2 separate regions of the Homo sapiens genome follow, and region 1 is linked to region 2. Evidence: chromatin loops called from intact Hi-C (ENCODE). Cell type or tissue: dorsolateral prefrontal cortex. All regions are shown on one strand. Links, peaks and the distances in the headings refer to the core of each region. The heading gives the core; the rest is flanking DNA. Region 1 overlaps ZMIZ1 (zinc finger MIZ-type containing 1). Region 2 overlaps ZMIZ1 (zinc finger MIZ-type containing 1).

Region 1 (16,010 bases), core at 4,158-12,157, 61 kb before region 2:
AGGACACAGCGCTGTCCCTGTGGTCTGCGATGTCCCTCCTGCCATCCATCTACCCACCCTTGGGTCTCACAGGTGTTGCAAGCCCAGACACTCACCCCTCGGTTCCTGTGAGCTGCAGCCCTGCCTGGGAGCAAAGCCCCCCTGGGACCTGGACCCAGCCCAGTGCCCCTTGGCCTTGAACAAAACACTGATGGGCCCCAGGCTCCTCAGAGTAAAACCAGTTGAGGCAGAGCGGGTAGATAGGGGACCTGAAAGCACCTTCGGCCCTTAATATTCCAGGAATCTTTCTGTCCAGAAGCCAGTTCAGTCCAGCCGCCGGCCTCCAGACAAGACTGCCCGTGACCCCACGTGGGGCCAGCCCGAAGGTGGACAGTCCCATCTCCCAGTTTGCTGTTAACTTCTTAAAGCAGGACCTGGGCCCCCGCTATGACTAAACAGAAAAGAACTGCCTCTGAGCCCTGTGGTCGCCAGCTGGGTGGATCTAAGCTCCTGTGCCTGCTTGGGGCTTCCAGGCAACAAGCATTTATCAAGGCCCACCGGGCTCTGCCCCCGGACACAATGTCAGGAGAAAGTTCCTCTTGAGAGGTAGACCCTTATGGGTCACTGACTTGCCCCTCTGCAGCATCCTGTTCTGCAGATGGGGAAACCAAGGCCAGGAAACCAGAGAAGCCCACTCGAAGTCCATCCTGGCTGGGGACACCTGGGTGCTCACTGGAGTGAGGGAGAGGACGGAGGGCCTGGAAGCACACCTGGAACCTCCACAGTGTGCAGGTCTGGCCCCCAGGTCACTTAGGTTTGTCAACAGCGCCCCCTGCTGGCTGCCTGGGCCACCGGTGGCCCTTTGTCCTGGTGGGCAGTGGCCTGCCGACAGCAGGATGAAGGCCTGCCGGGCATGAGGTTTCTTTGTACTTCTCTTCTGTCTCCTCCAGCTAGGAGCTGAGCCAACCCAGGCCTTTGTGGGATGGGTCTCCCTGTCCTGGCTGGCTGTGAAAGTTGAATTCTCTATTGGAACCCTGGCTACCAGTGTTCACCCATGCCCCCACGTGGGACCCAGGCCTTCACTGCCGCATGGGTATCACATGGTGCCTGGGAGACCACCAGGGTCCTTTGGCTCTGATGGGGCCTGGCACCAGGAACTGAGATGGCCTTGCTGAAGGTGGCACTGTCTTGCTCCTGCTCTGGGCTCTCTGTGTCCTTGTCTTCCACACCATGGTTTGTCCCTGACCCCAGGAGCCTTTGTCATGTGGATGCTGGCTGAGGGTCTGTGTGGGTAAACTCAGGAGGACAAATACAGCTCCCGCTTGGGTGACCTACAGAAGTAGCAAGCGGAGCTGCCCTGATTACGCCCCTGCCAACCCAGACCATACACACACACACACATACACACACACACACACACACACACACACACACCTGTACCCTGTCCCCTCCCCAGGACCTGTTCAAGAGTAAAAACTGTAAAGGGAAAGCCAGGATTCTAGAGCTGGCTCCTATCCAACAAGCTGTAACCTCCAAGCCTTAGTTTCTTCATCTGTAAAATGGGGATGTAACTACATTTTCTTATCTGTGCTGTGCCTGGACCAGTACCTGACTCATAGGAGGAGCTCAGCACATGGTCATCTAGTAGGTAAATGTGGGCTTGGACCAAGAGTTCCTTGAACACAAGAAAATGATTTCATTTTAATCTCCGCACGCCCAACCCATCTGGCCTAGGACCCCGCACAGTGTCGTTATTAAAAAGCATTTTGGCCAGGTGTGGTGGCTCACGCCTGTAATCCCAGCACTTTTGGAGGCTGAGATGGGTGGATCACGAGATCAAGAGATCGAGACCATCCTGGCTAACATGGTGAAACCCCATCTCTACTAAAAATACAAAAAACTAGCCGGACGTGGTGGTGGGCGCCTGTAGTCCCAGCTACTCGGGAGGCTGAGGCAGGAGAATGGCGTGAACCCGGGAGGCAGAGCTTGCAGTGAGTGGAGATCACGCCACTGCACTCCAGCCTGGGCGACAGACTCTGTCTCAAAAACAAACAAACAAACAAAAAAGCATTTCTTGGAGAGAAGAAGCATGTACAGATGAGCAAGTGGAGACTAAAGATGTTTGAGTGGATGAGTAGACAGGTGAACAGGCGGGCATTTGTTTTTATTATTGTTACTTATTTATTTTTAAATTTTCTTTTTGGATGCTCCCTCACCCCCCTCCTCCTTCCCCAGGCAGGTATTTCGATAGATAAATGATGGGTGGAGAAATTGGGCTTCAGGGTGTGACATGTGTGATAGGTGGTGGGTGGGATGAATGGAGGGATGGTTGGCAGGGTGAGGGTGGAAGAAATAAATATGGGTACAACCCCCACTTTCCCCTTCTTGCTGTAGAGCTCCAGAAAGCACTTATCAAAAATACAAATTCCCAGATGACCCAGCAACTCCACTTCTGAGCCTATGTTCTCTAGACTAATTCACACACGTGTGATGTGCCGATGTGAACGGTTATTCCTGCAGCACTGCAATGATAAAAATTTGGAGCCGGGCGCAGTCGCTCACGCCTGTAATCCCAGCACTTTGGGGGGCCGAGGTGGGCAGATTGCCTGAGGTCGGGAGTTCGAGACCAGCCTGGCCAGTATGGTGAAACCCCATCTCTATTAAAAATATAAAAATTAGCCAGGCGTGGTGGCAGGCGCCTGTAATCCCAGCTACTTGGGAAGCTAAGGCAGGAGAATCACTTGAACCTGGGAGGCGGAGGCTGCAGTGAGCCAAGATCACGCCATTGCACTCCGCCTGGGCAACAGAGCGAGACTCAGTCTCAAAAAAAAAAAAATTGGAAAAAGCTTCAGGGTCCCTCGTTTCAGGCTGGAGTGTGAGCCCCCAGAGCAGAGGGGCCTTGTCTGAGGGCTCAAGCCTTAGAACAGCACCTGGCAGGGGGCGATGGGCAGATGTTAGTTGGATAATGCTTCATCATACCTAGGAATACTGTGCGGCCATTAAAAAATGAAAAGGTGGCCAGGCGTGGTGGCTCACACCTGTAATCTCAGCACTTTGGGAGGCCGAGGCAGGGGAATCACGAGATCAGGAGATTGAGACCATCCTGGCTAACACAGTGAAACCCCGTCTCTGCTAAAAATACAAAAAATTAGCCAGGCATAGTGGCAGCACCTGTGGCCCCAGCTACTTGGGATGCTGAGGCTGGAGAATCGCTTGAACCTGGGAGGCAGAGGTTACAGTGAGCCAAGATTGCGCCACTGCACTCCAGCCTGGGCGACAAAGTGAAACTCCATCTCAAAAAAAAAAAGTTCTTTGTGTCTTGATGTGGAATAAACTTTGAGATGTATCATCAAGAGGGGGGAAAAGAAAGCAACATCCAAATAATGTGTATAGAATGTTATTATTTTATGTTTTTAAAAATGTGGCAAGAAATAGTGTGTGTAGATATTTGCTTCTAGATGAGACTCTCCAGAAGGGGGACTGATGGCACTGGTTCTCCTAGAAAGGGCACCAGGGGACTGGGGACGGGGTCTGGACCCAGGACTCGATATCTTTGTGGACTTTCTGATTTTTGAACCATGCAAATGAATTACCTGTTCAGACACACATGGAGCAATGAGAATTGCACCAAGAGCTACACATCCTTTAAAGCAATTGGAGGAGGAACAGGACTTTCTTCCAAAGGCTGGGGCCAGGCAATGGTGTTGGGTCCCTCAACAAGCGTGTGTAGAAGGCAGACAGGCAGACAGGCAGGCAGACACAACCTACACTTCCACCAGCTGCGAGGACTTGGCACATCTGGGGCCTCAGTTTCCTCATCTCTAAAATGGAGATGATCCTGGCCTTAGAGAGTGTGTGTGAAAAGGAAAGGAGAGAATGCAGGTGTCCAGCACGTGAAAAGTCCTGGCTGACATGGCCAGAGATGAGGGGTCTTTAGTGGGGAGTGCGACAGAGTAGCAGGGAAGGCTTAGGGCCCCAGGTCTCCTGTCCAGCACCCTGGGTGTGATCCAAGTGTCTGCAGCCTGAACTGTCCACTGGGGGCAGGAGGGCAAATCGAACTGGCAGCGGGCAGTCTTCTGCCTTGGCCCAAGGACCTGGACCCCTAACAGTGGGTGGACTAGGGCTGTACAGTCCTTCCTCTCTCTACCTAGATCCCCGCCTTTGCTGTGTGGCCTCCCTGGAGCGGCCTGGGGACTCCCAGGGCTTTTTCGAGCCGAAGGAGCTTCCTCCACTTAGCTCTGTCATCCAGAGGGAAGTCCCATTCATGCTAATGGCCCTGAGCACTCCCTTCTCCTGCACTTCAGGAAGGGTGAGCCTAGTGCCAAGCCATCCCTGCACCCGCACTGTCAGCCTTGCACAGTGGAAACCGCGGGCTGGCAGTCAGGAACCCTGGCTCCTGGTGTGGGCTCAGACACCACTTGATGTGCCACCCTGGCTTTTCCCTTTCTGTCTCTCAGCCTCAGTTTCTTTATCTAGAAAATGGGTGTGGTGCTCATTCTTATCCTCCTTTTCCAGGAGGGCAAAGTGAAAACAACAGAGTTGTGAGTGGTTTGTAAATTATGAACAACTCAAAGCCTGAGGGACTGGGGGAGGGCAGATGCCACCTGAGATCTCCACTCAGAGCACATGTGCATGTGCATGTGCACTGAGGGTCGTCATATGGGAAGGTCCCCCTGCATGCACATGTATGAACACACACACACATACACACGTACACACACACACGTGGGCCAAGCCCTGAACCAGGAATCCAAGGGGAATTGCCACCCCCTCCACCACCCAAAACACACATGCGCATACAGAAATGTGTGCACCTGGCTGGGCGTGGTGGCTCACACCTGTAATCCCAGCACTTTGGGAGCCTGAGGTGGGCGGATCACCTGAGGTCAGGAGTTCGAGACCAGCCTGGCCAACATGGTGAAACTCCGTCTCCACTAAAAATACAAAAATTAGCCGGGTGTGGTGGTAGACACCTGTATTCCCAGCTACTCAGGAGGCTGAGGCAGGAGAATCGCTTGAACCTGGGAGGCAGAGGTTGCAATGAGCCGAGATCGCGCCATTGCACTCCAGCCTAGGTGACAAGAGCAAAACTCCATCTCAAAAAAAAGAAAAGAGAAGAAATGTGTGCACCTGCATGTGCAGTTCCTTATCCCCTGGTGGGCATGCCTGCCCAGTGCTCACATGTGCCACACATGGAAAGCACCCAGAAGCATTTCCTGCCCTCAGCCCAGTGGGGTACCCCAGGTGCAGCCCCACAGGGCCCAGCAAAGGACTCTGGAACCTGCCAGTGTTGTGGCCAGAGGGCAGTTGGGAGGCTGCTCAAGGTTGGCAGGCCTGGCGTGATCCAGTGACAACCTCTCCTTTCTCTTCGCAGGCTGGACAACGTTCATGGCTCTCGGGTAGAACCTAGTGAAACGGCCAGAATGAATTCTATGGACAGGCACATCCAGCAGACCAATGACCGACTGCAGTGCATCAAGCAGGTGGGTGTGGGGCAAGGCACACTCCGAGGGCGGGGCAGATGGGGCGGGCTGCAGCAGCAGGGCATCTGGTGGGTTCTGGCTGGAGACGATGGCAGGGCCTCCTGACCACCTACCTATCGAGGCCGTTATTGGCATGCTGGCACTGACCAGCCTAATGCTGGAATCACATGCCTGGGTTTCAGTGCCAATGCTGCCCTGTCCCTTTCCACACCCTTCCCAGCTGTGTGACGTTGGGCCAGTGTTGTGGCCTCTCTGGGCTCTGTTTATGTGCAAGGATGTAGTGATGCACCTGGCACTTCCATCTCTCTCCCACCACCTCCCTCCCTAGAACTAAGCTCCCTGCCCCTTTGCTCCAGTCGTTCTCAAAAAAAAAAAAAAAAAAAAAAAGTCACAGGCTGGGTGTGGCAGCTTACGCCTGTAATCCCAGAACTTTGAGAGGCCAAGGTAGGAAGATTGTTCGAGCCCAGCCTGGGTAACATAGCAAGACCCTGTCTCAGAAAAAAAAAAAAAAAAAAAAAAAAAGAAAGAAAGAAAGAAGGAAGGAAGGAGGGAGAAAGAAAGAAAAGAAATTAAAGCTGAGAAAATTTAAAAATATTTACTAATTTATTTAAAAATAAGAACCCATTATAGGCTGGACCCAGTGATTCACACCTGTAATCTCAGCGCTTTGGGAGGCTAAGGGAGGAGGATCACTTGAAGCCAAGAATTTGAAACCAGCCTGGGCAACATAGTGAGACCCCATCTGTATTTTTTAAAAAAAGAAAAAAAAAGCCACAAGACAAGAGGTCCTAGGAAATCATATCATTTTACAGGAAAGGAAACAAGTACAGAGAGGGGAAGTGGGTAGCCTGAGTCCACTCAGCCCCTCTGGTGCTGGGAAGACCTAATTCCAGTGAGTGCCATGGTCCCCACCCTGCTGAAGCTCATACCAAGCCCAAGAGGCAAGCTGCCCAGGAGTTCCCCTATTTGGACTGCCGGGAGGTGGGGAACCTTTCACAGGGGCGCCCCCAAGCGGTGGCCAGGAGTGACGTGCCCACCTGCTGGGCCCAGCTCCCACTGCCCAGGCTGGCAGCTTCCCTGCACAGACCCACGAATGTTATTCACTCCAGGAAGGACCAGGTACAGTGAGAGGGGCATGGGCTTTGGTGTCAGACGCCTTGGACCCAAGTGCTCATTCCTTTATGGACCCATGGTGAGATCTCAAGCTAGTCCTCCATTTCTCTGAGCCTCAGCTTCCCCATTTGTCAAATGGGGCCTACCTCGTAGGATGCTGTGAGGATGTTGTGGGTGATGCACGTAGCCCAGCCCTGGTGTGTGGTGTCCATTGTCCTCAGTATGTCAGTGACAGGGAAGGGAGTGCTGGGGCTCAGGCCCCTGGCCTAGGCCAGCTTAGCAGGAAGCTCAGGCAACCAGCATGGGCTGCTGGCCCCTGGGCTTCCGCCAGGCAGAACTCACAGCCCCCTACCCACCCAGCCTTCCCTCCTTGAGGGCCAGGACCCAGACGGAGCCTCCCCAAGGTGCCTGCCCAGTGGAACTGAGGCTGTTCCTCGAGAACGAGGGTTGTGTGTCTTCTTATTAGCATCGAGCAGAGGAATCTTAAAGTCTATGCAGGGTATGTGGAGAGGAAATTGAAGAAGGCTTGTTACAGATTGAACCCAGCCCAAATGGCTCTCCCAAACGCCAATTACACGCCTCTGTTCACCGTGGCAGAATAGAAACCAGACGCCAAGACTCCCTCCTCCCCCACACTCCCTCCTCCCACTCAGGGTTCTGCAGGGCTCTTTCCTAGCTCTACCTTTCACTCCGTTTCTCCCACCCTTGGCTCAGCTGGCAGGGGCCCCGCCCTCCAATGGAATGCTCATGCCTCCTGTGCATGGGACCCTCTGCATGGCAGGCACACCACTCCTGCCGAGACCTGCTCTCAGCCTCTTTCCTCTTGGCACCTAGCTCCGTATCACCAGGGGTCAGGGTGCACCTGACTTCTTTGGCCCTCCCTGGGTCCATCTTGGGCAGAGGCCCACCAGAAGCCCCTCACAGCATGGCACACAGCTCAGTCACCATTCCGTCGCTTACAAACTATGCAGCCTTAAGTTGCCGCTTCACTTCCCTTCATCTATAAAATGGGCATCATAATTAATTCACATTCAACCAGCACATGCCAGAGCCCACACCACCCTCCCTCACCTGCCCCGGCACACACATGCGTGCACACACACAGAGGGCTCTGCTTTTGAGCCAGGCAGTGGCGCATTTGTGAGTGTGCCCAGATGCCCCCTGGGCCATCCAGAGCTCCCTACGTGCTCCATGCCCCTCCTCCCACATCTCCGGTCAGACACAGCTCAGTGCTGACATCTGTCTGCTCCACAGCTGCCCTAGAAGTCAGCCTCGGCTGGCTGGGGACTGTTGATTCTCAGGCATCCTGTAACCTAATCAGAAGAGAAAGGCAAGCATGTGTGCACGAGCTGAGATGACGAGCTGTGCAGACCTCAGGCTGGTAGGGGCTCACCTCTCCACACAGCCTTCCCTTCCTGCCCTCACCTTGGTTGTAGCCTTTGCTGGCGTTCACCAACCCCCACCCTCTGCACCCTGCTGCCCATGTCCCCTCACAGCCTCTATCTAAGCTGCCTTTGCCCCTTCTCAGCCTCTTGGTACTGGGAGAACCAGTGCTCCCTCTCTGCAACATGCCCTTCTCAGAGATCACTGCCACATCCCAGCTCTACATGGAGAGCCCTGCAAATCAGCTCATTCCTGCTCAGCAGCTGCCCTGAACCCCAGGGGCCCTTCTGAGCATCTGTACCCCATCCCTGAGCTTGAACACTTCCTGGGCACCCAGCTGTCTCACCTACTCTGCTCTGTCTCTCTGGAGCTATGGGCCCTGTAGGAATACATCAGGTCTCCCACCAGGTTGAGCTCCTTGGGGGCAAAGGACATGCCATATTCATCTCAAAATCACAGAGTCTAGCATAGCATCCAGCTCAGAGTGGGGCCCAGCTATTTTAGGTGGGCTGAGGAGAGGGGTGGACTGATAGATGGATACATAAGAGAATGGATGGATGGACATATGGGCAGATAGTTAGATGGGTGGGTGGGTGGACGTGTATAGATGATGAATGGATAAATAGATGAATGAACAGATAGGTGGGTGACTGGATAAATTAACTTCTGGATGAATGGGTAGATAGGTAGATGAATGAAGGGATGGATGAGTGGTGGATAAAGTGGTGAATGGATGAATGGGTGGGCTGGCAAGGAGACAGATGGATGAATTGATTCATTTAGGATGGATGGATGGATGGATGGATGGATACACGCATAGATGGATGAATGGATGAATCACTTGATTCACAGATGGACTGGTGGACAGATGGATTGATAAGATGAATTCATCATTTCAAGGCATTGGTGTGCCCTGTTCCTGCCCCAGCAGACTCAATGGCATTGGATATAGCCCAACTCTTCTGAGGAATTATAGAGATGGGCAGGCTTTCTGATGGGGGACAGAGTACTAGTGTCCAGTAACAGCCATAATTAGGGAGGCCTCTGCCTATGATTCAAACATGTGCTCCCATCCCCAGCCCATCAACGGCTGGCCAAGCTCACCCCTGCCCTGCCCTGGCCCCTCCCTCCACCTCCCACTGGGGCTCATTCTGCAGTGGCCATGTTGCTGGCCTACACAGCAGGCTCACCATCCTTTGGACAGTTAACTGCTCCCCAATCATTTCCCATGGGGTTCAGCCTTGTGCCAGCCTTTGGGGTTCCAGAGGTGAACAGGAGGCTGTTTCTCCCCTCAGGAGGCTCAAAAGAGAAACAGAGAACCGTGGAGGGGCCCTGGCATCAACAGCAGTAGCAGTCTTTCCCTGGGCTCCTGCTCTGTAATGAGTTCCTTGTCGTTTCTCAACTTTGCGGCAGCCCTGAATGCCATCACTACCCCGTTTCACAGATGAGGGTCTGATGTGCAGCAATGTCTCCTGGGCTGCATGGCTCAGCAGCTGAGACGGGGTTTGGACCATGTCTGTTCTGCTTATCTCACTAGATCACTTTGTCTCTCTGTGCACTTCAGTCACCTCTTGGTTGAAATAGGTGACAAGGGCACAGAGAGGGGAGGGGGCTTGACCAAGGCCAAAGAGCTGCACAGTAGCCATCATTGTATTCCCAGCACTTTGGGAGACGGTGGTAGGAGGACTGCTTGAGCTCAGGAGTTTAAGACCAGCCTGGGCAACATAGCAAGACGTCGTCTCTGTTAAAAATTAACAACAACAACAAAAAGTAGCCAGGCATGGTGGTGCACACCAGTAATCCAAGCTACTTGGGAAGCTGAAGTGGGAGGATCACTTGAGCCCAGGAGATTGAAGCTGCAGTGAGCTATGATCGCACCACTACCCCCCAGCCTGGGTGACAGAATGAGACCCTGTCCAAAAAAAAAAAAAAGCCAGCAAAGGGGACACTTGATGTTTTCTTCAGCAATGAGGTGTACCCACAGCCTACAGGCCACACAAGCTGTCTGGGGTGAGCTCTGAACGCTGGTGAGATACTGAAGGCTGGGCACTCGGGTGCCAGAACCAGACTGGGCCTCTGAGATGGACCTCAGAGGCTACCCCTGCACCCAGAGCCCCAAAGTGGGGTGCTGTGACCAGCTGGGGGCAGGCAGCTCTGAGGCAGCATGCAGTGGCTCCTGCCCCTGCTAATTTGGTGTGACATCACTGAAATAAACAGAACAACTCGGTTAGCAGGGGTGGCTGGTGGGCAGGAATCAGCTGATTTGCATGGCTTTCCACGTGCAGCCTAGATACCACCTGTGGCCTCTGAGGGGCATGCTTTAGAGAAAGGGCACAGGAGGCAGAGGTGAGGACCCGCCGCTGCCCTCTCAAAGGGCTTGTTTCTGTATGTTGAAATTACTCCTGTCTCACACAATTCAAATGCAGGGAGCACTGCCTTTGCAGAAGGAGCCAGGGCTGAGAGCGGCCACATGCAGCTGTACTTCCAGGAGAGCCTTTGGGAGACAGAGTCAGGGCCAAGGGCAGCCCCACATGGGAGCACCCCACGCGCCAGGCACTTTGCCAGGGGCTGTATAAGCCTCATCTTGTTTAAGCCTCACTGCGGCCCCGTGATGGAGGGCTTTGTTGCTGCTTGCCTGCCCTCTTTCTCTCCTACATCTCTTTCTCTCCCTTTACTTCCATGGAAGGAGGACATTCTCCTTCATTTCACTTTCCTCCACCCATTTTTAAATACCTTGCCTCGCATGAACTACATTGTAGCAACAGTCACGGAACCTTAAGCGAAAGAAATAAAACCCCACCACCAAGTCATGTTCTGTCATATCCCCATTTTACAGATGAGGCTACTGAGGCTCAGGGAGCTGAGGGGACCATCCTACGTCAGTGGTTGAAAGTGGGTGAAGGCAGAGTGTGGATTCCCGTAGCTCCCCTGCCAATTCTGGGCCCTGCGGCTCCTAGGCCCCTCCCTGCCCTGGCGCTGGGGCAGGCTCATGCTGCAGGTCGAATGGAGGGACTGCCCTGGGTGGCTCCTGTTCTGTTGTTTCTCCCAGTACCAAGGCAATGGGACCTCAGGAGGTGCCATCATCTCTGCAGTGGTTCACACTCCTGTGCTGTGGACACCCTCCAGGGGTCCTTCAGGAGGACACAGTCAGTTACAGCCAAATTGGGCCAGAGCCCCATCCCAGAATCTCACCTTTGCCCCTAATCTGCTCCTTGCTCCTAGCCACATCTTTTGTCTCCTGGACTCAGTACCCAACTCAGAGGGCCTGAGGAGACGGATAAGAGTGAAGGGGGGCATGGGAACCACCCCTTTGCTTTGCACCTCACCCACCCCACCAGCCCTGCAGCCTGGGCCTGAAGCGGAACCAGGAGGCCCAGCACCCTGGCACCAGAATTCAGTCTCCATCGACTCAGACTCTGCCTGGCAGGGGCCTGAGCTCAGGCTGACTTCCCCAACCATGCCAGCAGCCTCTGAGCGGACCCAGGCAGGGCCCAGTACGTCACACACAGCAGCCCCTAGTGTGAGGACAGTACAGGCACGTGTGCTTCCTTCACCCTCCCAGCTGGCTGTGGCCTCCCCCAACCCATCACCTTATGTGGCTAGGGCAGAGCAGGCTCCAAAGCCAGAGCTGGTGGGAGCCCAGTCCTGGGCTTTGATGGCGGTGGCTGGGCAGTCAGGAAGGAATCTCCAGGGCCAACCTGTCCTGGATCAGGGAGGGAGAACTCCCGGAACCCTGCAGGGATCACCTTCCGCCACCCCCACCAGCATCCAGAAAGCACTCTGCTATTAGTCACCAGCCTTCTCTAGACCTTGGTTTTCCTGTCTTTGCAATGGGGCTACTAATCCACTGGGGTGGGGATGGGGGTAGAGGTGGAGGTGAGGGTGGGGGTGGAGGTGGTGGGGGTGGAGTGGAGGTGGATCGGGGAGGTGGGGTGGAGGTGGGGGTGGGGGGGGGTGGGAGCAGGCATGCCGAGCACAGGGTGTGAAATCGAGCATGAGGAAACTTACTGATCCCAGCTACCCCTTTACCCCTTTCTGTGAACCTCCTCCCCAGTGAGGCTGGGTTCTTCCCACCCCAGACCCCCACACGCTGCCTGTGCTACCCTCACTCTTGGAGCCTCAGCCGCCTCCTTTTCCTTTCCCACAGCACTTACAGAATCCTGCCAACTTCCACAATGCCGCCACGGAGCTGCTGGACTGGTGCGGAGACCCACGGGCCTTCCAGCGGCCCTTCGAGCAGAGCCTGATGGGCTGTTTGACGGTGAGTCTGCACCCTGTCCGCCTGCATTCCTGCCCAGGAAGGTCAGCTGAGTGCTAGCGTGCCTGTCCAGGTTTCAGAGAGGTTGTCAGACATTGGGAGGTGACACCAGTGAGAGAGCTGGGAAGACACTGGTGCTGGGGGGATGGCCCTATTTGGTGTGTCCCCCACGTGCACACCCTCAGGGGACCTGGAGTTGATGAGGAGGCACAGTCCCTAGGGATTGTGTGGGTTCCCACACTTGATGAGAAAGACGCAGTGTTCACTTTGCAGGTCACTGTTCCATCATAAGCACAGTAGAGAAACTCTCAAAGGGTTTTCAGCCATTTTTTATCCAGTCATTCATTCATTCATTCACTTAGCAAACATGTATGGAGCTTCTTTTGTCATCATCCATCCATTCAGGTAAGCATTGATTGAGCCCCTCTTACATCCATCCGTCTAACCAAATGAGCATTGATCTCTCATTGATCATGTATGATCCCTCTGCTAAGTCCAGGGAAACTGAAGATGAATAAGGCTTCACCGAGCCTGGTTTCCTCTGTAGCGGAGGAGGCAGATGTGTAAAGAAGTGACTGAGAAAATCATGTCCACAGTGAAGGCAGCACAGGGAAGGGAATCCTGAACTGGCTGGGTGGCGGGGCAGGGTGCATAAAACTGAGGAAAGGAGCTACCCTCCATGGGCAGGAGTCTGCAAAGCAGCAGAGGGGCAGGAGTGCTCGGGGCACAAGCAGCAGAGGGGGCAGGAGTGCTCGGGGCACAAGCAGCAGAGGGGGCAGGAGTGCTTGGGGCACATGGAACAGCATCTGCAAAAGGCCACACACCCGATGGAACCCAGAGAACAGGAAGGGTCGAGGCTGCAAGCTGGGCAGAGGCCAGGTCCAGAGTTTGTGGTATGATCGGCCAGGCTAAGGAGCTTGCCAGCCAACAGGGCCCCATGGAAGTCACTCGAAGCTTGAGAATGTCCCCAGCCATGTGGCCTGTGTCCATATGTGTGATGACCAGGGAGGGCAGCTGCTCAGAAGGCCCTGAGTCCACTTTGAAAGGAATGTGGGTAAACAGATGGCAGGGGAGCCCGCCTATCCTGAGGCTGGGAGAGGATGTCTGGCCAGGCGGGAACAGCGGGCATGGCCCACGGGCACCAGGCTTCCTGAAAAGCTGGAAGGAGACAAAAGGCCCACATGGCCTTGGCCTGGAGAGGAAGAAATAGCGGCAACACGGCTATCGTGACAAAGCATCTGTTCTGTGCCTGGCAGGGAGCCGGCCCACAGAATACACCATCCCACCAAATCCCCTCAGTGAGCTTGGCCTGCAACCCTCCCCCACATTTTACAGAGGAGGAAACTGAGACTTTTAACTGACTTCCCAAGGGCGCACAGCCTTAGAGGTGGGCCTGGGATTACAGCCGAGGCCTGCCTGTCTTCAGAGGGGATGCCCTTGGCCATTAGGGATGCCAGACAGGGATGCAGCCAGGACCCTCCTGGGGCTGCTCAGCTTGTCAGAAGCCAGCACCATCTGGCTCCCTCAGGCCACCGGGCCAAATCGAGCAGCCACCTGCACTGCCCAGTCTTCCTCATCCTTCAGCCCATGGGATCCCCTTCTCCCTCCGCCCCCCCAGCCCCCTAATCCTCTTTGTGGGGATCTGGTTCCAGGCTAAGCCATGTGGGCAGGGACAGATGTTGCCAGAGGCTCCCTCACTTCTACCCCAGCAGAGGATGGAGGAGGTGGGAACCTTGTGTGACGTGTGTCCAGCCAGGCTGCCACAGTCTCCAGCACATTGCCCCGAGCCTGACCCTGTCTATCTAGGATGTGGGGACTTGAGACTGAATCAGAGAGTGGCCCTCACCGGCCTGGATGGACCAGGAACTGGCTCTGCCTCGGTCCTCTTGTCCATGCGTTCATTCATGAACATTCACTGGGCTCTTGTTGGGGGACAGGCCCTGTGCTGGGCCCCAGAGGGACCATTGTCAAGGGGCTGGCCTGCCAGGGGGAGCCTGACATTGAACCCACAAAGGAGCAAACAGGGACATATGCCAGAGCTCTGGGAGAAGGGGCAAGGGTACAGGGCAGGAAATGTCTCCTGAGGAGTTGACCTCCTTGGGAGGATGAGAGAGCAGGGTGCTCCAGGCAGAGGGAACTGCTAATGCAAAGGCCCTGAGGCTTGCTGTGTTCATGAACAGAAAGAAGGCTCAGGTGGCTGGAGCCCAGGGAAGGGAGAAGCATGTGAGATGAGGCAGAGGAAGGAGGTGTAAAGCAGCTAACACAGGGCCCACAGGCCAAGCGAAAGTCTGGGCATTATTTGGAGGGCAATGGGGAGCCCTTGAAGGGTTGTCAGCAGGAGAGTGATGGGCTATGATTTGTATGGGGGCAGGAGCTCTGAAGGGAGCATCTTTTGAGGGCAGGATGGAGGGATCATGGAGGGCTTCCTGGAGGAGGGAGCCCAGAGAGGGCCTCATGAGATCTGGCTGGACAGAGAGGAATCCATGGCAGGAGAGGCTGCATAGACAGTGCCCACTCTCCTGGGCCTCTGTTCCCTGCCTCCAGTGTAAGGCATGTACCTAGTGGAATGGCCCCCACTCCTGCAGCCTGGCCACAGCTGCAGAGACCTGAGTCTAGCTTCCCTTAGAGCTCAGTAGAGCCAGCAGCTTGAAGGGGCTTGGTGGCGGGTAGTGGGGATTGTCATAAACGACACTTCAGTGCTCAGGGTATTTTCCCTAGCCACTGTCTCTTTGGATCCTTGTAAAGACCCTTTGAGGTGGGCAGGGAGTCACCACTCCCATTTTACAAACAAGGCCACTGGGAGCAGGAGCAGCTTACCCTAGTCCCAGGCTGGTCCCACAGACTCCCTGGGAGCCTCTGGGCCCTGTTGCCGGTGCCCCTGTTCCCCAGGCATCCTCAGCCCCAGCCCTGCCCCATGGAGAAGAACGGAATGTGGGAGGTAGGTCCCAAGGGACCTAGGTGGGGCAAGACAGCTGTCCCCTCCCCACACAAACGCACACACACCCTCCCTATCCAGGTGTCAGCCTGAGCCCTCCAGGTTGCTGCAATCCCCGGGGTGACCTCTGGAAGCAAACTCCAAATTCCTCTGGATCCGGCTTACTTTGAGGATATAAATTAAAAATCACTTAGCCCCGAGCAGCAAATGGACACATTTCTGTCATACTCACTTCTAAGCAGCTCAGGCACAATTAAAGTGACCCCAGACCTGGCCCTGCCATCCCGTCTGCTTCACATCTTGAGACTTAAGGATGCGGAAGCACAGGACCCCCAGGCCCTGCCCCAGGGGCCGGCACAAGCCCCGGGCCACCACTTCCTCATCAGAAGCAGGCCCTTCCTCCTCCAGTAGTCGGGCAGAGCAGCCCCTCTGGGCGCCCTCTCCCTCCCGTGGGCTTAGGGAACGGCGGAAGACAGAGGAGACAGTGGGAGAGCAGGTCCAGGAGGGAACCGGGTTTCACATCAGCAGGCCTCTCCTTCATCTCCCCAATGAGGACGCCCTGCAGCTTCAGAGGAGGTCAGAGTCAGAAAGACTTTTCGGGTCCCGCCCCCTGCCAGTAATGGAGACCCCTTCTCCAGCATTCCCTAGACAGCCTGTCCTCCTGTTTTGTGACCAGCAGGCTGGACGCTTTTCAAGACAACTCAGTTGCTTTGTGGGACTAATGTAATTCACCACGTGACCTTAAGCAAGTCACCCGTCTTCTTCTTTTTTTTTTTAATTTTTTTTAAATTTTAGAGACAGTGTCTTGCTCTGTCGTCCAGGCTGGAATGCAGTGGCACGATCATTGCTCACTGCAGCC
Region 2 (16,010 bases), core at 3,251-11,250:
ATAGGTGTGAAGTTGAGGATGGTTGGTGATTGTCATGCGTAGGGTCTCAGTTGGATGAGGCAAAGTGGGACATAAACCTGTGCCCATCAGTGCAACATAGCTTTCAGCACCAACATTCTAGGCTCTCCAAGCCCAGCCCAGATAGCTCCCCTTTCATGAGCCTTCCATGAGTCTGAAGGCCATGGACTGTTTTCTCTGCATCCTGATGCTGAGCCCAAGGCCTGCCCCAGGGCAGGCACTTTGGGGTGAGTATCTGGAGTGGGTGATGGAAGGAATGACTGACTGAACATGGTCTGCTGAAACTTTGGGGCGAACTCACTCCCCTCCTGATAGAACTAATGTGGGGAGGGCAGAGCCAGCTGCTGAGGAGTGATGGATGGCCCCTCTCCCAAGATAAATGTGGCAGTCAAGGTAATCGGATTGTGTGTGACGGTCTAATTTGTAGGCGAGGGGAGGAAGCGCCCAGCCATGCCTCGCCCCAGCCGCCCGTATTAGTTTAATCAAATGCCCAGTATCTAAATGACTGGGCCCAAGTGATGGATGATGTGAGCTTTGTTAAATGTTGTTGCCCTGTCGAGCCAAACTTCCCAAGGCCCTGCCCGGCTCCTGGACTGTTTAATTTGTTTTTTCTTGCTTGGTTATCTCTGCGTGGGGCAGGGAAGGGGGGGCTGGAGCTCTCCTGTCTGTCTTAAAGCCTCTGGTTTTTCATGGAGGAGAAGAGAGAGGAGGCCAGACCTAGGGGAGGAGTGGGAGGGAGTCACCTTCTGCCTCTCCTGAGAAGCCTTCCTGGGTCGCTGCACAGTCTTGAGGAGCCCAACTCCCCAGAACCCTTCAACAGGGCTTCATCGTGCACCGTGTGGCTTCTTCTGTTCCATGCAGACTCACCCTCACCCTGTGCTTCTCACTCCATTAATGGGGTATTTTGGGATGCAGGACATTCTTCCATAGGAAAATTTATCAAGTTTCCCTAATGCTTAGTGCTTGTGTTTCTTGAGAATTTCCCCAAACCCCAGATCATGAAGATATTCTCTATCACCTTCTTTTTTTTTTTTTTTTGAGGTGGTGTCTCACTCAGTTGCCCAGGCTGGAGTGCAGTGGTGCAATCTCAGCTCACTGCAACTTCTGCCTCCCAGGTTCAAGTGATTCTCCTGCCTCAGCCTCCCCAGTAGCTGGGATTACAGGCTCACACCACGCCCTGCTAATTTTGTATTTTTAGTAGAGACAGGGTTTCACCATGTTGGCCAAGCTGGTCTCAAAGTCCTGACCTCAAGTGATCTGCCTGCCTTGGCCTCCAAAAGTGCTGGGATTACAGGTGTAAGCCACCGCGCCCAGCCTTTCCTCTGTCACCTTCTAGACAGTATGTTGTTTTGCTCCCCCTCTCTCCACTCCCCTCGACTTTTTGTTGGTCTGTGGTGTGAGGTAAGGGTCACGTTTCCGGTCTGGTCATTCTGAGCTCTGAGCGTCTGCTGTGTGCCCCAGACTAGGCTGTGTCCTAGCAAGAGACAAAAGATGAAAGAGGCACAGGCGTGACAGTGAGTTTGAGTTCAAAACAGCATGCATACTCTGCCAGGCTTTGTGTACCTGCAGTGCCCTGCCTTCCATCAGTGTTAATTGTCACCTGTGTGCCAGGTATTGTTCTAGGCACTGGGGATGTGCTGGCGAATGTAGCACATGGGAACCCTAGCCCTGGTAGAGCTTTTGTTCCAGCATGGAGGGAGGGGAATCAGGACTTTAAAAGCAGGTGGTGATAGGTGCTCTGAAGAACAATGAGGCAGGGGAGGAAAATAGAGGGAGTCGGTGGTGGGGAGGTACGACAATTCATAAACGGTCAGGTCAGGGAAACTCTGGCTGCATGAGGATGAGGGGGTGAGTGAATCACGTGGCTGTCCAGGACGAGAACCTTCCAGGCAGAGGTGGCAAAGTCTCTGGTAGGTGCCAAGGATAGAATAACCCTGGAAGGAAAAACCCAAAGCCACCAGCAGTGGTTCCCCTTTGGAAGGAATGGCAACAGGGAGGCGTCAAGGAGACTGTTTTTCAATGCACGCCTTTTATTCGGCTTCTGTATATTTCTAATTACTTCTTCAAAATAGCATTTCAAAGTGAAGAAATGGAACGGTGAGGTGGAATCATCGGATGTGATGGGGAAACTGGGTTTGGAGGCTGGGGAAACATTAGCTTTATAAGGAGAATGGATTTGTGTAGTACTTATGTAAATGAAAAGTAATTGTATTAATTAAAACTAAATAGATCCCACTCTGCTGTTTTCGCTGGTTGTCCTTGGGCAGGTTTTCTTAACCTCTCTGAACACTAGTTTCCTCCTATCAAATCAGGGTAGTTGTCTCCACAGGATTGTCAGGAAAATGAACAGAGAAAGGAGGCGTGTCTCATTTCTGCCTAGCCTGCAGCTGACCTTCCCGAGGACACGTCCCTGCATGACCTGGCTCTCTTCAGGGCAGAGAGAGACTGTATCCCTGTCTTCAGATTCTCCAGGGGTTCGAGACCCCAGAAAGGCCCAGACTCTGCACTCCGGCTCCCCCAAGGGTAGTTGGATGTGCTCCAGACCCCCAGGCTGAGCGTCATGAAAGACCCTGTGGCCCCGCCGGGTGGTCGGGTTTTTGACCCGGCCGGCCCCTCAGAGGCCCATCCAGTTCGTGCTTGCCCAACTGGTGCGCGCTCAGCTCAGGCCAGCTGGTCACCCAGCTCCAATGCCCCTCCCTACCCGGTGTTCCCTTCCCTCTCCCTACATTCCGTGTTAATTTTTCATGGCCTCCATCAGAGGCAGAAGGCAGAGAGCTGTTTTCTGCAGGGAGAGAGCAGGCGCTGGAGGGGGAGGAGGGAGAGAGCTGCGTGCTGATTAAACACTGCAGAGGCCTAAACAAATGACGGCTCCCTCCCCCAGCTGCTCTGGAAGAGAAACAGGGAGCCTGGCCTGAACTGCAGATGGCCCAGGCTGCTGTCTGTCCCTCGCCTACCTGGGGCTGCTTCCTAGAGCCGGCAGTGAGGCGGAGCCTGCAGGACCTAGTTCAGTTCTTACAGCCACTCTGTGAAGCAGGCTCCAAGGCAGAGGGCTGAGGGACACCAGCAAGTGGTGTTGCTGAGAGATGCCGGGCAGGGGACAACAATGCCCTCTCAGAGTAGAAGCTTTAATTAGACCACACATGCAAAGTGCTCAGAACAGTGCCTGGTCTGAATCAAGTTCTCCATCCATAGCCACTGTCAAGGTTACCTTGTTACACCTTTAGAGCACCGAGGTGAGATAGGTTTGCATGCAGGCAAAGAAACCAAGGTGCACACGCCTGCCAAGATCACATAGTTCATAACTAGTAGATAAAGCCAGGGCTCCATGTGCCTGACACCCTTGTAAGAGTCCTTTCTCCTGTCTCATAGGCCAGGGAGAGAGAGCTCAGGGTCAAATCTCCAGAGCTTTGAATGCAAAGGTCAGGGGAGGTCCACAGCAGTATCAGCGAACGTTTGCCAAGCACATGCTTCTGCTGGCCCTAAGAACTTGCTTATGTCCTGAACCCAGAAGGGGAGAGAAAAGAATGTTTCCCCCCTCATCTTGTTCATGGAGTAACAGAGCACCTGCATCTTGCAGGCACTGAGCTCATCCCTTGGTCTCGAGCAGTGGTTCTCAAAGTGGGGTCCCCAGGTCAGCAGCATCAGCAGCACCTGAGACCTGGCTAGAAATGTATTCGTTGGCTCCACCCCAGACCCACTGAATCAGAAACCCCACTGGGGGTGGAGCCCAACATGCATGTGTTTTAACAAGCCTTCCAGATTATTCTAATGCATGGGCAAGATTGAGAATCCCTGGCCTGGAGATCCAGGCTGCAGTGAATCATTCAGCCCTGCTCTGGGACCGCACCATCCAGACATCACCCCAAGTGTGTTACACTGAGTAACAGGTGCAGCCAGGAAGCACCAGATGTAAATGGCATTCTTATAAACCATTTTGATTTTCATTGCAACAAGGCAACTGGATATTTAAAGAAACCTCACAGAGAACCATTTCATCAGGTAAAGAATCTTCTACAAAAAGAGAAATTCTCTCATTTCCTCCCTCCCCTCAGTGTTCTATAAATTCAGTCCCTATCTCAGGTTGTCTTGAACGGCGTGTGCTTGTGCACGACTAAAACCGGTAGCTAGCATGCTAAAAGAGTGACATGTATTCTCCAGAATGCACAGGGACCCCTGCAGCTGGGAAGGAGGGCCCAGAGCAATGAATGGAGACCAGTCTGGTGTTTGGGCAGCCAGTGGGCATCCACTGGGCAATCTGCTGGGGACTTGGAGAGGTTTAATAACAGCCAGGCATATGTGATTTCCAGGGCTGTCAAGCCTCCATACTCTGGGTTTCTCGGAAAAGGAATGGAACGACCGATTAGGAAGTCAAGACGTAGAAACATGAAATGTGCCAGCCGTCAGCTGCTTCTGCTGGATGAATGGATAAGAGGGAAAACCCTACAACAGGTTTTGGGTCGAGAACCCATCTGAAGGTTGTCATCTCCCATAGCACAGGGTCAGAAGGGAGCGCGTAAGTACCACTGCATGCGCCAGCGCAGTGGCGCAGTGACAGAGATGGTGCCATGCGCTCCTGAGCTTACAACACGTGTTTCCAGAGTGGTCACAGCTGGCGTGGAGCCTGACCTCGTGGCTTCGGTCTTTGCAGGGTTTAGACCTCAGGTGCACTAGCTCAGAGTTAGAGGAACGAATAGCCTTCTGAGTTTCTTGCATCAGGAACCTGAGAGTCTTGGCAATTAACCAAGTCAGTCAGGCACTGTAAGCAGGGAAGGGTGGGGTGGAGTCGGGGGTGCAAATGGTTGGAGGTGAGATGGTAGAGTCTGGTCAGCAGAGTCACCCAGCAAAGCGCAGCCCATCTCAGTTCCTCTCCTGCCCCTTGTTACCACGGCACAGGTCTCCTGAGTCACTCTTCAGGTTTGGGAAGATTTGTGGGTGTTTTCTTTGTAATAAACAGTGATGCCCTAGGCTCACCACCTCCCCAAGGCTTAGTGTCAGCACCGGGCCCCCAGGACAGAGCCCATACTCTGGATTCATGAGCCCAGGCTGGGTGGAATGAAGCCACTTGAGAGGTCCTGGGGGTTGTCACTGGCAGGAAAAACCAAGGGCTTGGAATTGGACACTAAGGGTTGAGGTCAAATCAAATCAAGGGAGTACATGACAAGGTCTCTCGGTGCTCAAACACATGGTCTCTTGCCGTCTGTGAAGTCCGGACAGCCATGATGTGTAGACCCCAGGGTCTTTTTGACCCTAGGGAAGGCCCAGCCTCACTCCAACCACTTCTTCTTATGCTGGGTGGGAGAGGACACAGCTAAACTGCCTACACCCACCTGGGAAGGGTAAGGAGGGGACCTCCTCAGAAAAGTAAATTATGCAGGGAAGAAATTGATTCACATAACCCCTCCTTACCCTTCCATCTCCCTGAGAGCCAGCAACGGGCAGTGATGTTTAGCCCCGAGGAAAAATTACATGCGGAATGGAAAGCAGGCGCTCAGGGTGGCTCCTGCTGGAATGAGAGCTGGAGTGCAGGCTCCGTGGTTCCTGGGCATGCGGGTGTGGCTCAGTTCTCACCTTGCAGATGGAGTGGGACTGTTGACCCAGGCCAGCCTGGGGACTGCCTCCTCACCTCCCTGCGCAGGCTGACCTTGTCACCTTGCCTCTTGAGCTTGCCTCTCTCCTGCCCAGAGGTCCTTGGAGCAAAATGGAGGTCGAGAGGCATTTGGCACTCACGCCTCACCACGGACACTGGTGCATTCTTGGGTACCTCTTGGCCTCAATCTATTGCTGGGGGAGGGAGGACTGAGGCCCATTGCTGGGGCCCTGAATGCAGGGACTGTAACCACCCATCCCCTTCTCAGGGCACCTCTCCCCTCTCCAGCACGCTTGCTTTGCTATTAGTGCTACCTAATTTCCTACTGAGGTGGTCTAGAGCTCCTCCGCCATTGCCCTGCCGCCAGCAAATTTTTATCCCTAGGGTAAGATGACAGAGGCCAGCCTTGGCCCTGGCCTGCCACATACTCAGGTGTGCACTGAGGCACAGTATCTAGTTTCTCCAAGATAGGGGCTGTGACCTGTGACTACCCCACCTCCGGAGGGGCTTGTGAGGGTCTGAGGAACGAGGAAATGTGAGCCAGCCCCTCACAAGGGCACAGTACATGGTGACAGCTCCTGTGAGCTGTTCTCAGCTAAAAGTGCATGGTAGGACTAAGGGGGCACTTTGCAGAAGCATTTATTGGGGTACCCCCAAAAAGAAAGGGGGGCATTCCCTTTCTGTGGACAACACCCTCTTGAGCTTGTTTTGGGATGTCTTTGATGGCCCCTGAGTTAGAGATGATAGTGTGAGGTGGCAGGGAATTTTCTGGGCTGGGGTTTTAGTCTGGCGTCTTATCCTGGGTCCATGCATCCTGCCCAGCCTCCACTGGGTGAGGCATGGCCAAACCGGTTTGGGAAACAGCACTGACAAAACTAGCCCTGACGGCTCTGAGGTTCCCTGGAGTTCAGTTCCCAGGGTGAGTTCACACGCCTCGAGGCTCCCAGTTCCCAGCTCCTGACAACCCGGGCAGCCCTTGGGGAGAGGGGGCGGGCGTGCGAGGAGTGTTCCTAGAGGGAGGGACAGGCTGTAGGCCCTCTCTCAGGCCAGACTGGACCACAGGACCTGAGAAGGCAGGACCTGCCCAGCACAGGGAAGCAGGTAGGGCAGGGTGAGCTGGGCCGGGAGCCTGCTTGCAGATCCCAGGCCACCTGCACCACCCAACTAGCCAGTCCTCCCTATGCACAGGGCTTCAGCTTGTGTGGGGACCGGGGGTGGGGGCAGCAGAGACGGACAGGGTCACTCGCAGCCCAAGCGCCAGCAGACAACTCCTTTTTTTTCTTTTCTTTTTTTTTTTTTTTTTGGCCTTTCTTACCCACAAGTGATGGTGATAGAGGTACAGGGAGCAGAACATGGGAATGATCTAGAAAACTCAGGAGGAGCTGAAACTCAGTTCAGCTTGCTACTGATGGTGCTGAGGCAGCAATACCATCAGTCTGCCGGAGACTGAGATTTTCCCCCAAGGAAAACCTCTCTGATGTAGGTTCCAGGGGTCAGCTGTCAGGGTCACCAGAGTCCAACTCACAATGCCCCAGAAGTGATGTTTTCTATAACCAAGGAGAAGGCCTAGCCCCTCAGCAGCCCCAGCAGCTGAGACCACAGGGTGCTCCCCACCCATCCACTCTCCTAGGACCCTGTCACCCTCAGAGTCCTGCAAGCATCGGCTGTTTGACCTCAGCGAATCCACTCTACTCTCTGGGCTTTGGCCTTGATCAACGGAGCAGCCCAACAGGGTGAGCTCTCTGGAGCCCCTTCCATCTGTAATCCCTGCTAGCGGTGTGGAGAGGCAGTCCACCCCAAGTGTGCAGACAGACAGCTCACCCCATATCACCTGCAAGATTGAGAAGAAGTCATGCAAGGTCAAGACTGGCCTGCGCCCTGAGAAACGTGACCCCACTTGGAGGCCAGGGCTGATTCAGGGGGCCACAGACTTCAGAGAGCAGTGCCCACCCCCTGTCTTTTACATGTGGCCAGAGACGGGAGGAAGTTGCCCACAGTCACACAGGAGGTTCAAGAAGCTGGGGTTGGCACCAAGTCTTAGGAGTGGGAGGCAGGCAGGAGGCACAGAGCTGTCTCCTGGGGATATGCCTGCTCTCAGACATGATGTCACAGAATTATGGGCATGAAAGTGGGGCCTTCGCGTACCAGCAGTGGGCGGGGCCGTTGTCCTGTGGAGTGACTGTTTGAATCACCCCTTCTTGGGCCTGGATTTCCCTTTTGTAAAATACAGGTAGTGTAATCCTTGGCAGGGTCCTAATTGGGTCTTGGGAGGTTTGAATGAAGTAGGAAGAACCACACGGCTGGGAGAACCAAAAGGTTGTGTGCTCCCACGGCCCGGTTAGATCCTCATCCACAGCAGGGTGAGTCGGGCCAGAAGGGGTGCCCCATCTTACAGAAGCACACACATGGCCCTGAGGCTGCACTGATGGTGCGGTGGTCTCGCTAGAGCCAACCCTGGTCTCCTGGGGCCCAGTAGTCACTGCCCCCGGTCCGAGGACTGTGAGTCTCTGTGGTCATGTGCTTCCTGTGCTATTTCCTCCTGGGAGATGACCCAAGAGAGCTGGCAGGGAGGAGGCCCCTTTTCCTATTTCTGGGGCACCCAGCAGTGACGGGTCTACAGGCAGGAAGTCCAGCCCCAGAGCCCCAGCCTCCAGCCGGGCAGAGTAACAATTCTGCGGCTAGTTCTGTTCTCAGGGCTCATGAGTCAGACCACTCATTCCTGCTTTGAGTAAATCAGCCAGAGTAGGAATCCTAGTTCCTGCCCGTCTCCCACCTCCTTCTGGACACAGTGGAATGGGGCTGAGGAGGGGCTTGGGCTCTGCCCACCGCCCAGGCCTCCTATTGTGGAGAGGACAGCTGCAAAGTCCCCCCAGCCCCTGTACCCACACACTCCAGAGGAGGAAGGGGTCTGCCTAGACCAGCCTCCTGGCACTGCTTGGCCTGAGAGCAGAGTCAGAAATGAGTGCCTGTCGGGGTGGCCCTGTGAGGGCCTGGGGTGTCTGGATGTGGGCACAGTTGGGTGCTAGGGGAGCACCCAGTCCAGTAGGGAAGGGGGCACTGTCTGCCCCAGGGAGCACCCAGTGTGAAGGGGTGGTGTGAGGCTGGGCACTCCTGAGCATCTGCATGATTTTCTTGGAGATGGGTGAAAGAAATTGTATTTTATTTGAGCAATTTTCTACAGTACTTAGGTGGAGAAATGGAGCACCCTCTGCATCCCAAGGGAACATGTATACTACAGCAACACTGCTAACAGTTTATTCCCATGTAATGCTTTCTACATGCCTGGTATTGTACCAACATTCTATGTATAGTAACTTACTTAATCCTCATGGTAATTTAGGTGGTAGGTGCTACTTATTATCCCCATTTTGCAGAAGGGAAAACCAAAGCACAGAGAGCTAAAGTAACTTACCCAAGATCACACAGCTGCTACGTGGCTGAGCTGGGATTTGAACCCAGGCAGCCTGGCTCCAGAGCTTGTGTTCTTGGTCACTCTGCCTCCTGGAGGCAGGAGACAGCATATTACTGCTTTTGGTTTCCAGGTGGGACTCTGGTGTGAGATGGGCCGTCTCTCACTTGTGTTGACAAAGGGGCCCTTCCTTCACCTCATGGTTCCTCACACCAGGCCAGTGAGCAGGAGAGGTTCCTCTTAGTGTCTGTCCATTTTAGAGATTTGATGAGGAGTCCAGGCCCGTGTTGACTCAAACCCCTGTGTCTGCTGCACTCTCCCGCCCCTCCCAAGCCCTCACCACCACTTCTTTTCTGTGCATGGCTATAGAACTTGGGGTCCCAGGGATATTCAGGAGACCCCATTGCCTTGAACTCCCAGGCTTCCCCGGTCCCAGGACCCTGTGTTTGGGAGCTGAAAGAGGAGGATCAGAGGGTAGGGGAGCACGGCCTGGGCCCAGGAGCAGAAGGAGCAGCACTATCTCCAGGGAGCCCTGGGTGAGATGCTGGGAACATCTCACTAACATGAACAGCAGCGCCGGCCCCTGAGCAGAGGACGACCAGGGCTGTGGCTGGCCCCCACGCTGTATGAACTGTTGCTGCTGTGAACTGCTTGCCTCCTGTTCCCCGTGACTGGGGTGGCTGTGCATGTCATGAAACATGTGTCATGTGACTCAGTTGTAGGTTTTATTTGAGGACAGCACCAGTCTCTGGACACATTCGTGATGAGATTCCTTTCAGAACCCTGTTTCTGAAGCTGGTTTCCTGCCCCCAGGAATGGGGAGCTGCTGGTAGGTTTAAAGGCCGCTGAGCGCCTGGTCACAGATGCTGCTCCAGTTGTCCGGGTCTCAGTGTCTGTCCTTCCTTCCCAGTCGTCTCAGCATATTGGGTTATTTCTAGCTGTGATTCATGTCAGTGTGTTAGTCATCTGTTGGCTGCATAGCATGTGCTAAACGCCGTGCTGGGTGCCAGGGTTGTAGAAGTGAAGCCCCCAAATCCGATCGTGGCCCCAGGGGCTCATGCTGTCGCTACGGAGCACCATGGCATTCCCCTGGGTAGTGTGGCCCAAGATTCGTGTCTGCATCCATCAAGCAACTGCCATCTACCAGGCCCTGTGCAGCCTCTGGGGATACAGATTGGAAAGAGGTAATCAGAATGCATGGGTGGAAGAAGTCCTCTGACCGCGTTGCAGAGGGCAGGTTGGCAGGAGGCAGGTTTGGAGATGGAGAGGAATGACAGGATGCTGTTGTCATAATTCAGAGGAGAACCGGCAGGGCTGCAGAAGGTGATTGGATTGGAGCAGGCAAGGAGCAAAGGGAACAGACTGCAAAGATCATCAGGATGTGGTGACCAGCGGGTGGGACAGGGAGGGGCCCGTCTTCCTGAGGCAGCTCGAGGTGCTCCCTGGGATTCTAGTGGATGTGGGAGCAGGAACTTGCGACATGTCAGAGGGGAGAGTGTGAGGACCAGTGTGGGGGCCTGGCTCTCCTGCCCCTGACTCAACAGGCAAGCCCCTGCAGCTCCCATGCCCAGTCTCCCCCGCTGCGGAGTGGCGCCACTCTCACTGCTGCTGCTACTTCAGAGGGTCTTGTGTGGCCTTTTGTAAGCTCATGGGATGGAAGCATCTGAAAATGTATCATTCATATTTTTATTGGAATCATGAATCCCACTTGCCACCTGCCAGGGCATGGTTTGAGGATGAGAGGGCCCTGCTTCAAGATGCTGCTGCCATTGCTTCGCAGGCCTCTTCCTGGGCCCCTCTGAGTGCTGCCCCATCCCTGGGGGTCTCCTGGGTCTCAGAAGCACCCCTCCCAACACCTCCCCCCAACACACACACACACACACACACACACACACACACTTTCTCTGTTCTCCAGCAGCCTTTTAGCTGCTAAGATGCTCTTTGATACTTAGGCCTTTGTTTCATTTTGCGTGTGGCTTCCCCAGGCTGCAGTGTGTTCGATGACTCTCCCGCCCAGCCATACATCCAGGCTTCTGTTCCCTTCTCCAGATGGCCTTTCATCCCTCCCAGCCTCCCCCTGCACCCCACTGCTGCTGTCATCCATTCCTGACCGCCAGATCTTACCAGGAGCAAGCATCCCAGGCTTCTCACTGTCCGCACCTCCCCTTGCCTGGCTCCATCAGGAGCGCCTCTTTCCCTATGGCTGCTGTGGCTGCCTCTGCTTTCTTGCTCCTTTTCAAGCCAAGTGCAGCCTGGCGAGGAAGCCTTTCCCAGGTGCCCAGGTGAGCGTACCTGCTCCCCGTGACACCCGACCCGATCGATGCTAACAAAGGCTGGTCACTCGGCCTGTCTGAACAGTACATGTAGATCCACCCTCCTCACCTGGCACTCAGGCGATTCCTGAACTAGGGCTGCACTCCTCTGCCTCTCACCTCCTCATTTGGTCAGCCAGTCCTGGGCGTCTGTGCTGCTAGGAGCTACAGGTACAGGGGCAAATACAGGGCCTGTCACTGCCCCTGGGGAGGGCACGCCTGAGCAAGCCAGGACCAGCTGCCCCGGCATCCTCACTCAGGCCTGCCTCACCCGACATCTGGTTTCATTTTTTCCCCCTAACGGACAGACAGTATGGGGGCTGCTGGCTACAGGGGAGTTGCTGGAAAGGTCTTGGGGAAGCAGATGTTGGGAAGCTGGCTCTTCCTCGGTGCCTTCCTGCCTGGTCCCCTTCTGATCCTCAGAGCCAGTGCTTGTTCACTCCCTTTTCTGTTTTAGATGAGTGACCACAGGGTCACTGGCTAGTGTTGGTGCTGCCTTCGCCATAGCATCCTTGGGTGCAGCTGGTGCAGGGCCCTTAGACATATCCACTGGGTCCCATTTATAGAAGATACCAGCCCTGGTCGCACACACCACTATTTCACATGCCACTAAGAAGGAAGAATGCGCCGCCGATCATACTATGGCACAGCGCCACTGGAGGACACGTGTTGCTTGTCAGTGATCTTGGTTAAGTCACGGCTGGTGTGGAGTGGGAACCCTGGTGTCCCCGTGGCTTCCTGGAGACGCTACAAAGACTAGCATAGGCAACAGGAGCATGAGGTCAACTGTCGCTTCTGCTGAGGTCAACTCTCCCTTCTGCTGGCCCCTCAGGGCTGCTGCTTCCCTGCGGATGTGGCAGTGACTATCTGGATCTTATCTACTAAAAGCCAGGGCCCTAGAGGGGGTCATGGGAGAGGCTGGGTCTGGGTCTTGGGCTGTTCTGGATCCTGGGGAACTGTCCCCACTACCCCCACAAAAGATGGCCACTATTGAGGGGTTGCTGTGGGAGTCCCATGGGGTGTCCTAGGGAAAGAAGAAGTAATGCCTTCCCTCCAGGGCCACCGGCGCCTTGCCACCAGCTGAAGCAGAGGCACAGCTGCCTCCAAATGGGGAATTGATTTTTGCTTCCTGCATCTCAGAGCAGGACACTCGATGTCCTCATTCTACCCCTAGGCGGCTCAGAAGGAGGCAGGGGGAAGGGGCCCTGTGCAACATGTGTGCCAGATGAGCACACAGGCCTGCTCATCTACTCAGGGCCCCCACCATCTCCATGAACTTCTGGAGCTTCGTGCCTGCCCAGGCCCTTTGTCTCACCCTCTGCTATGTGATCAGAAGCAGAGATGCAAAGTCCCAGGACCATCCTGTTGTTCTCTTCTCTACTGAGCGAGGCAGAAACACCAATCGTGGTGTAATGAGCATATGCAGGGATTTGTGTGCCTGGCTCCCCTGGGCTTCATGGAGGTAACGCGGTCCCATCCATATGGCTACCCTAGGAGATGAGGAAACTGGGGTGCAGGAAGGTTAAGTCACTTGCTCAAGGTGTCACACAGTAACAGACAACTGGGATCAGGTCTTGGGTGTTGGTTTCAGGCTATGCCTCAGCAGCCTTCACAGTGTTCTGGGATGCGGAGTTGGATATGGGGTTGCAGGGATTGGTGAGGGTCCTTGGCCCTCCGCCCACCCTGCACACTTGCTGGCTTCTACTTGGATATCACAGGGGTTGGCTTGCAACACTAATTTACACCCCATATCCAGTGAAGCAGGCAGCTCCTGTTAAACCCATTTTATAGATGGGAAACTGGAGGAAGCACCATTAGAGATGAGCCTTAAAGAAGTGCAAGTTCTATAAGGAAAGAGGCATGAAATTGCAGGGTGTCTTGTGGGGCTGGCGCATAGAGAGGTGGGCCTGGAGCCTGCTGGGCAGAGGGGGCTTACGAATAAGAGACCACCTTCTGTCTGGAAGGCTCTTTCTTGCCTGCTACAAGCAGAGCACACACGGCGCTGAGAGGCTCTTCGTGCTAACTACATGCCAGACACTTTTAAACACTTTGTAGGTGTTAGTGTCATTCGATAGCACAGTAAGGCTGGGCTCAGTGGCTTATGCCTGTAATCCAAGTACTTTGGGAGGCCGAGGTGGGTGGATCACTTGAAGCCAGGAGTTCGAAACCAGCCTGGCCAACATGGCAAAACTCCATCTCTACCAAAAATATATATATATACACACACACAAAATTAGCCAGGCGTGATGGTGCACAACTGTAGTCCCAGCTACTCGGGATGCTGAGGCACAAGAATCGCTTGAATCCGGGAGGCAGATGTTGCAGTGAGCCAAGATCGCACCACTGCACTCCAGCCTGGGTGACAGAACAAGACTGTCTCAAAAAAAAAAGAAAAAAAATAGCACAATAACCCTAAAGAGTAAGCATTAACATTTGGCAGATAAACCGAAGCCCAGAGAGATTGTACTGTTTGCCTAAGGTCACGTAGGTGTGAAGGGAATGAGGTTTCGAATCGAATCCAGACTTTCGGAGTCCCTTACCCTGAACCACAGGGTTGTAGCTGCCAGCTGAGGTCAGGAGAGATGAGCGCCAAGGCGTCCTCCCAGCCTGCGGAGCTTTGCACGTCATCTTAAGTGGTTTGGACTCAGCAGTGGGGGCCATGTGCGGTTTCAGCAGGAGTGCTAGCCTCGCCTGCTTCACCGCAGTACCTCCAGAACACACAAGGTGCTCAGCAGCCAGTTGTTGAATGAACGTTGGGTGAGTGATAGAACACCTTGGTACTGTAGGTTAGAATGGATCGAGGTGAGGGAGTCTGGTCACAAGGATGCAGTTTGGAGAGGTGAGGGGAGCTCAGTGGGTTCACTTTAGACGAGTTGGGTGGTGCGTGCTTTTACGTTTTACGCTGAGACATTTGAGGAGTGCTTGGAAGTCTGGATTAAGGCTCAGCATTGGCAGTTCGAGTCTGGGATGATTCCCTGCTGCTGTCCCAGCCCCAGCTGTGGTCACCATGAGGTGAGCTGGAAGGCCCCAAGGTCCTCGGCACCAGCCCCTGGACAGGCTGGAGAGGATGACAGGGGATGGGGCTTGGTGAGGAGCCTGAGAGCCCAGTTTCTGGGGTGCCTGTACCCAGCTCAGCACCTGCTTGATAAGAACCTGGTGCCTTGGGTGATGGGGGAGAGGGGATTTGTTTAGGGGTCAGAAGCAGTGCATTTGCAGGTGGTTGTGCCTCTATTTCTCCTCCCCCAAAGAAGGCTGTTACCCATCAGAGATCTTGCTGGAGGAGAGGGGGCAGTGGGTACTGCCATAGCTGTACTGTCAGCTTGGCTGACGGGGGGTGGTCCCATGGGCCTCTGTGGCCAGCTCTGCAGGCCCCCTCCTGACCCTAACCCCCTTTCTGTGGCTGAACCTCTGCTCCCAACAGCCCCTCCTGCTTCTTGGTTTCTTTTTTCTTTCTTTCTTTCTTTCCTTTTTGGAGGGGAATGGAGTCTTGCTGTGTTGCCCAGGCTGGAGGGCAGTGACGCGATCTCAGATCACTGCAGCCTCCACCTCCCGAGGTCAAGCAATTCTGCTCAGCCTCCCGAGTAGCTGAGATTAGAGGCGCTGGCTACCACACCTGGCTAATTTTTGTATTTTTAGTAGAGACAGCATTTCATTATATTGGCAAGGTTAGTCTCGAACTCCTGACCTCAAGTGATCTGCCCGCCTCAGCCTCCCAAACTGCTGTGATTACAGGTGTGAGCCATCACGCCCAGCCCCTGCTTCTTGGTTTCTGACAGGCAGAAGGCCTCCCCATGTTGACACCCCAGATTGGAAGGGGCCCAAAAAGTTTGCAGGGTGGAGCTACAATTCCTCTCCACGCCCCTTGGCAGGCTTTGGAGTATCTCACTGCCAATTGCTTAGCCCCTTGGAGGGTGGCCGTGGGTCTAATGGCATTCATTGACAGCTGTGCAAGTGATGTGTACGTGGGCCTCCCGCCGTGGGAGCACCAGGCAGGAGGCCAATCGTCACCCGTCTGTGGGAGAGAGGCAGTCACATGTACTGGCCAAGGCTGTCCTGGGCCCAAGCGAGCTGCATTTTATGAAGGGGGAAAGGGACATTGGGTCCTAGCTGCCATTTTAATTTGAAAATTGGGGACCTCTGTGTAAAAAGGGGCCTTTGGGGCCAGCTCTCTTAACCACTGGTAAGTGGGGCCCACAGGACAAGGGACAGGCTGGCCATGTTGGTTGCTTAGGCAGTAGAAGGCACTCTTGACCCTGCCTGCAGCACAGAGGGGCTCAGGTCAGGACTGACACTGCCCTCCCATTGCCTGGTATGCTCTGCGCACACCACACCAGGTCCTCCCGTCTCTCCCACTCACCCTGGGACTGTTTTTGCCATTCTAGCAAGTGCACAGACCAAAGGCACGCAGGTCAAAGAAGCATGCAGGCCAGCCCCGCCTAATTAGAGCAGACAGACTTCCCAGTCCAGATGTGTGAGTGACTGGCCAGGCGCACCCAGACACCCGCCCAGCTGGTGTCACTCTGTCTGTCCTTGCGTAATCCCCTGCCTGCCTCTGTCTGTCCCTGTCAGCCCTCCTGGTTCTCTCGACAGTGCCCAGACTCTCTTTTTGGCTGCGAATTCCCGGGTGTTGTCATTAACCCACGTTTGCCTCAGAACAACTTGTGTTGGTTTGCACCATAAGGAG

Evidence for each region. A loop is a pair of places that touch in the nucleus more often than their neighbours do. Peaks named below come from ENCODE experiments on the same cell type or tissue, not always from the same donor. Only the 100,000 strongest peaks of a DNase experiment are listed, where the experiment ranks them.
Region 1: a loop joins it to region 2, with 2.0 times the contacts of the local background. A loop is called at or near these places in 2 of 110 quality-filtered maps.

Annotation. Positions count from the first base shown.
Region 1 is chr10:79,196,231-79,212,240 of GRCh38, forward strand. ZMIZ1 (zinc finger MIZ-type containing 1) reads left to right here. Exons shown (of 25, transcript NM_020338.4): 5 at 5,354-5,462; 6 at 12,106-12,219. The coding sequence starts at 5,403. Among named protein-coding and RNA genes, the nearest start is that of ZMIZ1, 140 kb to the left of the region's middle. RefSeq lists enhancers at 4,753-5,253, 5,254-5,754, 10,070-10,119, 13,394-14,268. In dorsolateral prefrontal cortex, for the core only: CTCF peaks have their summits at 6,482 (motif pointing left) and 7,808; DNase peaks (open chromatin) are centred at 6,458, 7,811 and 10,511; H3K27ac peaks cover 1,333 bases.
Region 2 is chr10:79,258,578-79,274,587 of GRCh38, forward strand. The region is part of intron 7 of ZMIZ1 (zinc finger MIZ-type containing 1); the gene reads left to right. Among named protein-coding and RNA genes, the nearest start is that of PPIF, 81 kb to the right of the region's middle. RefSeq lists enhancers at 2,775-3,069, 5,199-6,158, 6,701-6,750, 7,117-8,076, 14,842-15,712 and 1 more and a cis regulatory region at 7,513-8,369. In dorsolateral prefrontal cortex, for the core only: no CTCF peak of the experiment used is centred there; a DNase peak (open chromatin) is centred at 8,194; H3K27ac peaks cover 7,424 bases.